2 separate regions of the Homo sapiens genome follow, and region 2 is linked to region 1. A link is an interaction called in ENCODE POLR2A ChIA-PET data of the cell type or tissue named here. Cell type or tissue: Panc1. All regions are shown on one strand.

Region 1 (4,000 bases):
CTGTCTCTAATAAAAATACAAAAATTAGCCTGGCGTGGTGTTGGGCGTCTGTAATCCCAGCTACTTGTTAGGCTGAGGCAGGAGAGTCACTTGAACCCAGGAGGTAGAGGTTGCAGTGAGCCAAGATCGTGCCATTGCACTCCAGCCTGGGTAACAGACTGAGACTCTGTCTCAAAAAAAAAAAAAAAAAAGTAATTTCTGAGATTGGGATATTTCAGTGCAGAATGCAGGAGTGACAACACAGTCTCCTTCTGTTCAACATGTATGAAACAATCTCACTGAAGAAGGTGCTGGGGGTATGGTGTCAATCTAAGTAACTGGAAATGAGTATCATGTGTAAGATTAAAGGCTAAAGAAATCATATGAACACTGTAAGTATTAAACTGTGTTCCATGGGGATACAGATTCACAATTCTGAAACCATTATATATAGTTCAGTTGTAGCATATATATATATATATATATGCTATAATCATATATGTAAGATATATAATTATTCAATTACAACACATATATACTGCAATTATATAATATATATTTGAACATATAATATATGCATATATAATTACATATTATATACACATACATATAATTATATATGTATATATAATATATACAATTATATATAATTGTAATATATAATACATATAATATATAAAATATATTCAACTATAGCACATATTTAATATGTATAATTATATGTGCTATGATTGAACAATTAAATACATAAATGGTGAACTGTGAGAGCCAGGTTTCTCATTCTTGGAATGTTAGTTTATAGGTAAGCATTTAGTAGAAGCTAGAATGATTCATGTGATAATATAATTTTTAGAGTTAGGGGCCCACAAATAAACTCATATTTAGTTCAATAGAGATAGTTTCACATAGACATGTTTATTGATACATATGCATACATGGGTTAGTAGTCATACATATGTTTCCTTGCTCTGTCAGTTGAGAACCCCAGAGGCAATGACATTCCAGTATCAGTGACCACACCAAGTGCCTAAATCTTGATTTTTAATATTATTCTTAAAAAGAGGAAGGAGGGAATCTGGAGAGAAGTGGCTGATTCCAGGACTGAGAAAGAAAAGTTATTTAAGATGACCTTGAAAGAAGAAAGTGCTCAAATAAAAAATGAGCTCATAATAATGAGAGTGTGTCAAAGGAACACAGGAGCCAACTAAAAGAGCTATCAATGGCCAAAGCTGAAACAGTTTCAGCAACAAAATATGTAATTGTACTATTCGATTATAAACAAAAGTATAAAATGAATATCCATGAGTCCATACTGATATAAATAATTGAATAAATAAATAAATGGAAGCAAAGAGGCAAATTTGTGCAGAAGAATTACAAATAACTTATGTAGACATTATGCTGCATTAGTATTAAGTGTGGGCTGCTTGTAGTGACCTCTTTCCAATGAGTACAGTAAGGAAATGATATAAAAAAGAATAACTATTCAGTGGAGAAACATGACAAACTACCTCAAGCAGGTGATCAAGGTAAACAGTGATGTCATGTAAATATTATGAACCATTTGTATATGATGGAATTGGTAATTTATCTCGGTCATCTTCTTCTCAAAAACCCATAACCCTAAAGTAATGATGAGAAAAATCAACAGACAAATCTCACGTGAAGAATGTTTTATAAAATACATGACCATGATTCTTCATAGCTATCAATGTAATCAAAAACAGGAAAGGCCTGAAAAACCTCACAGTCAAGAGAAGACAAAGAACACACAATGGCTAAATGTAATGTGGTATCTGAGATGAGATTCTGAAACAGCAACAAAAAAAATTAGGTAAAAAATAACAAAATGTGAATGAAGTATGGATTTCAGTTAATAATAATGTGTCAGTATTGGTTCATTAGCTATAACATGTACTGCAGTAATGGAAGATGTAATGATAGGGAAAAGTGGATATGGAGAATGTGAGAACTCTGTACTATCTTTGCAAGTTTTTGGTAAATCTAAAATTGCTCTACAATGAAAAGGTTTTATATTAATATAAAAATGAGCTAGGACCTGAAGAATAAAAAGAACACAGAATATTCTAGGTAAGTTTTTTTCAGGCAGAGAAAATAATAAGAATAAAGTATCTTGGATGAGTGTAGTGTAGCGAATTCAAATAATAGAAATAAAATTAATTGGTATGGAAAGATGGAAGTAATATAAGTATCTCCAGGTATGTAGATGATTATGAAGAACTTAGCATATTTAACCAAACCACTGCAACCTTGCATGATGTTGCCATTTCTTAACATTCATTATGGGATCTCTTGTCATAACAGACAAAACTCTAGATTCTTGATTTTATATTTTAAGTTAATAGCACCCGAAAGTTTGATGACTCAATAAGCTATATTTGTTATGCCAGAACGAACAGATGGTATAATGCTTCAAAAACATGATGGTTCACTTAGGCAGCATTCCCTGATGGCATAATTCATATTTCAATAATTTAGCAAGTTAATTGAGGAATAACTCAGAATTAACTATTTAGAAAATAAAATTAGCATCCAAATTGACACAGCAAATTAAATCCTAAAAGAAATGAAATGCAGTGGCTGAGAGGATCATAAAAAATGCTAACAAATGGGATTATGTAGCAGCTTTGCAGTTTCCTGTTATTTGGCAAGGAAAACCTAGAAGGCCATTTTTATGTCTGGGTCTAATAGTAGATATATAAAATTACATGGATCAAGAAGTAGGAAATAGCATAAATGTTTGATTCAACTCATTGTAAATAATTCTCTTCATTTTCTAAAGAATAGTAAAATTTTTATGTAATTTTAAACAAGTATAGCCTGGTATCATTGGGTAATGTGTCACAAATAAAAATTAATATTATTCTCAACAACTTTTAGTCTAATTTCATGTGTTTTCTAGAATTGACATAACACGACTTGAACTCCTGATTTAATGCATCTTATGGTCTTGCTTATCATTGTTCACAAGTTAATTTATTTGAAAACGTGCTAAATAAAAATTCTGAAAAGGCAGAAGATGTGATTTGTAGAGTCTGAGAATAGTATGACATGCTTACAAGCCAACAAGATATTCTTCTGAGCTGGTACATATGTTTTATTAGGTTACTGGAGTAAAATACATTTTTTCTTTGTAATTTTATGCATTTAGTGAGATTATATAATTCATTCATTTCTATTTTTTTCCTAGTATTTTAAGTATTTCACTTTTTATGTATAGTTTCATATTGACATAAGAAGTAATAGTGGAATTCCATTTCGTTTTCCTACATTATTGTTCAGCTGCCTCATCACCATTTACTGAGCAATTCATACGTTCAAATAACCATGTAATGCTTCCTTTATTATGTAATCAGTGCCCCTCTCCCATGTCTTTTCATCTGTCCAAGCACCACTTAGTTAAAGCCTTTAAACTTCAGTTCCTTTATTGTGATAACCCAATGAAGTGGTCACTGTTTTTATAATTTTCTTACAGATGAAGCAAATGAGGTATAAAAATAATAATTAATATATCCAAATTCATAACTTACAAAGTGATGATAAACTAATTACTAATATCTCTTGAATATTAGTCATTAGTTACATTAGAACATTTTTAGATATTGGAGTTTCTCTCTAACTTAATTTTTAGATATCGGAGTTTCTCTCTAATTTCTAGTTTATTTTGTTTATTTATATGACAACCACTTATCTGTCACCAGAAACTATTCTAAGCAACTTACAAATATTAACTTACAGCAATCTTATGAAATCTACATTAATTTTATTTCTAGTTACTATGGGGACACTGAGGCATAGGGAGGTGAAAAAGTTTTCCGAAGGTCATGCATTCAAACTCAGGGAGGGAGACTATAGTCTGTGCTTTTAACTATTATGTTCTGTTGCTTCTGATCCTTTGATTTGTCCAAATAATCAAGGTAATTTATATATCTAAAGAAGATGAAATAAGAGACATCTTACTTATAATGCAGAGTAGTTATACTCTTCAAAAATATCACAA
Region 2 (4,000 bases), 500 kb after region 1:
CATGAAAATGTAGTTGGAATTACATAAGCAATCACAGAGTGGAATACTTTTCAGTAGGAAGAAAATAAAGCTTTCTAATTCCTACATGACCATTTATATAGGAGTGTTTTTATATTTTGTATCCAGCTTTGAAGTGGACAAGTACCAGTTTACTCCAGAGCTTAGTATGCATTAAATGCTTAATATGTGTTAACTTTTTTATCACCACATCGTCATCATCCTAGCATCATTGATATCTTGTGAGTTTCTCCATGGTTTTCTTAAAAAAAAAAAAAAAAAAGAAAGGCCCTGAAGAAGAAAATAGCAATAGCAACATTAGGTGCAGAGCCATGATGAAATGAGCCGCTTGTCAGTAAGACTCAGAAAGTCTCAGAAAACACCAGGACACCAGAATCCCGTTGCTGGTGGGATGTCCCAAGAAAATGGAGAGGTAAGAGTTAGCAGTCATAGAGATTGACAAGGGCCTAAGAACTCCGGGAAAATAATGCAATGAAATGCATCTGGTGACTTAGGTTTTCATAAGGAGATACTATAGGCCAGGCACAGTGGCTCATGCCTGTAATTTCAGCACTTTGGGAGGCCAAGGCAGGTGGATCACCTGAGGTCAGGAGTTCGAGACCAGCCCGGCCAACATGGTGAAACCCCTTCTCTACTAAAAATACAAAAATTAGCCAGGTGTGGTGGTGGGCGCCTGTAATCCCAGCTACTCAGGAGGCTGAGGCAGGAGAATTGCTTGAACCTGGGAGGTGGAGGTTGCAGTGAGCTGAGATTGCTCCACTGCACTCCAGCCTAGGCGATAGAAGATAAAGAAGATACTATAATATATGCAAATACATCATAAAAAACAGCCAAGAGTCCAGGGTTCATCATCAGGGAGGCTTTGTTTCAGTTGAGTCTCCTTTTATATCAGCTTTGTGATCTTAACAATAAAGCCTCTATATACTTCAATTTCTGAAACTGCAAGATGTTTCTATTACTTATATCCAGTTCACAAAATAGTTATAAGGGTTAAAAAATATCATTCAGGCACAGCATTTAACATAGTACCTGAGCCATCCTTAGTTGTAAATGAATGTTAGTTATTATTTCCTCTGTTTTTAAATACTCAAATGAGGTGAACACCCAAGCTTCTAAAAATATTTTGAAGGGTAGTATTTTTCTCTGGTATTATATAAGACTGACCCTCACTTCTAAAAGTTACAGTATTAATTATTTTTCCTGAAAATTGCTTTCAATAATTTTTATTCTCTTTTTTTTTTTCTTTTTTCTTTCTTTTTTTTTTTTGAGACAGGGTCTTGCTCTGTTGCCCAGGCTGGGGTGTTGGTGTGTTATCCTTACTCAATGCAACCTCAAACTCCTGGGCTGAAGCAATCCTCCCACTTCAGCCTTCCAAGCAGTTGGGACTACAGGCATGCCCCACCATGCCCAGCTAATTTATTTTTTATTTTTTGTAGAGACAGATTCTCACCATGTTGCCTAGGCTCGTCTAGAACTCCTGGGCTCAAACTGTCCTCCTACCTTGGCCTCCCAAAGTGCTGAGATTACAGTTGTGAGCCACCGTAGTTGGCCAATAATTCTTATTCTCTTCATGTTTGTTTGTTTAACTTATAAGCACTTTAGACATCCATAAAATTGAATTTGTTGTGAGCTTCTCAGACTGAAGCAATTCGTAGTGTGACAGAAGCAGGTACCTTCAGTTAGATTTGACCAAAGTTATACTCAAAGTGCTTGATCACTGGTCCTGAGTCAAGATTAGTCACCCACTCTAATCACATTGAGAATGACCTTCACGATTAAACATAGCATATATTGTGTATCTTCGTGCTAAAAGGCATGCCGGAAGCCAGGCAGCAAAATCAAATGATAATGCCAACTCTACTCTCTACCACCACTGTTGAGGGGCTAATTTTGTCATCAGTGTGTACATGCTTAGAGAGTAGGGTACAAAGGTGCTTATTAGTTAACGTAGACTATGCTAGCGCAGGACAGCCATTTAACTTTGATGTTACTCTGATATCAGAGAAAACAGTTTGGCCAATTCATTCATTGTGTACCACAGATTACTTTGATATTTATTTTCAAATAAAATTGCTCCTCATGTCCTACTTTCCAGTTCTGCTTTTAGCAAATCTTGCCTGAGCAGTCTCATCACAATAATTAAATAAGTTTACACAGCTCAATTTAGACGATGTCATTGTCCTGTTCAAACTCCTCTACAACTTCCTGAAATAAAATGCTTATCATTCAGGCTGGCGTAGTCCTTCACAATCTGACCATACCCAACCTGCCACTTTTCTTTTCTTGTCCCTCATATTATAATGAATATCTTGTATCTACACGTTGCACTGCCCTATGATTATTTCTCAAATATGTTATTTAATTTCACTTTTCCAACTTTCCACACACAGTTTCGTTCCAACGAAAACTTTGAACCTTTATTTTCTCTGTCTATAGACAGTCTGCTGATTTCTGCAAGCCTACCTGAAAGGTAACCTTCTCCACATAAGTTGTGCCGGCTGCTTTAGGCAAACAAACAAAAATAAACCTGCTTTTCCCTCAACACTGTGCCTATATCTTTTTATTATAGTACAAAACATTTGCCCAATATAACCGAATTTGGTGCATTTCAGTCTATGCATTTCATTTTATTGTAAAATGTTGATATTAAAGGCCATATCTGCTTGCTTTAGTGAGTACTAGTTCTGCAATTCAGCCTGGTGCTTTGCACATACTAGGCACTCCAGCAACAATAAAATGTTTGCTAAAATAGCTCATTTACAATAAAATGCTAATTCAGATTATCTTCAGCTGAATACATTTAAAATATTTACACATATTGAAAGGGATCATCTGTGATATAATTGTTTATTGGTGAATTCTTTCTGGCTTAAAGAGATTAGCAGCCCCTCCCCTGTCCAAGCAGGAAACTGATGATGCCAAAAGAAACTTTGCCCTCAGGACACTGGGATGATTGCAGAGACAGACCTTCATGGACTTTGGCCAGCAGAAGTTTCCTGGCTATTATTATCTTGAAACATCTAAAAACATAAATTTATGCTTTTATAAAAAGAGAGTTATTAAAAAATGTTTATAGACAATGTGTCTAAATGACCTTTTGTTAATTATGTGGGTTGCAGAAAAATACATTTTGTTCTGAATTTGATTTTACATCCCTCATATTCACTTTAGTCAATAGAAGTTTCTCTCACACACAAAAAAGGTCTTATTAATGAAGTGTCAGTAAAACCAATACTGTGTTGCTTAAAATAAGAAGAGAATATTCTTTCATTTCCTAACAAAAGTTATTATGAAATTTAGGCACCTGAGCTTTACCTAAAACGTAGGACAGAAAAAAATAATAAGAGCCTATTCAGATCAGAGGTTCCATTTCAGATTTTAAAATCTTTGTCTACCCAGATCATTTGTAATGTATCACAATAAGTTTGTTACTAATATCAAACTACTTAGGTTTACAAATGATATCTCTTTTAATAACAAGAAACACTATCACCAAATCATTTGTGTTGAATTTCAAGGGGAAAAATGCTGGTGTGTTTACACATAAAGAACTGTAAAACAGTCTTTACTTCTTCATAAGAAGTACTGAGAGATACAAGTCTTTTGAAATTATTTAATTCTTTTCAGGAGACTACTTATGTATGCACAATCAAATTACCAGAAAATTGTTGAATGTACACATTGTCGAGATAACTATTTTATATAGAATTAAAAATTTTTTTTGATTTTTAGAATAGTTCACACAATTGCCCCTCATAGTACAATGGGGTTATAACCTCATAAACACGTAATGAGTTGAAAATGTTGTTAAGTCAAAAATGCACTTAATACATCTAACCTACATCATAGCCTAGCACGGCCTACGTTAAACATGCTCAGAACACTTCACATTAGCCTACAGTTGGGCAACATTATCTAACACCAGCCTATTTTAAAATAAAGAGTTGACTAGCTCATGTAATTTATTGAATACTATGTTGAA

What was found. Peaks named below come from ENCODE experiments on the same cell type or tissue, not always from the same donor. Only the 100,000 strongest peaks of a DNase experiment are listed, where the experiment ranks them.
Region 2: POLR2A ChIA-PET joins it to region 1 with 9 read pairs; 1 of 35 experiments calls an interaction of 5 or more read pairs at or near these places.

Annotation. Positions count from the first base shown.
Region 1 is chr10:53,031,134-53,035,133 of GRCh38, forward strand. No RefSeq gene overlaps it. Among named protein-coding and RNA genes, the nearest start is that of LINC02672, 3.0 kb to the left of the region's middle. In Panc1, no CTCF peak of the experiment used is centred here; no DNase peak of the experiment used is centred here; H3K27ac peaks cover 220 bases.
Region 2 is chr10:53,534,770-53,538,769 of GRCh38, forward strand. No RefSeq gene overlaps it. Among named protein-coding and RNA genes, the nearest start is that of LINC02672, 510 kb to the left of the region's middle. In Panc1, no CTCF peak of the experiment used is centred here; a DNase peak (open chromatin) is centred at 1,747.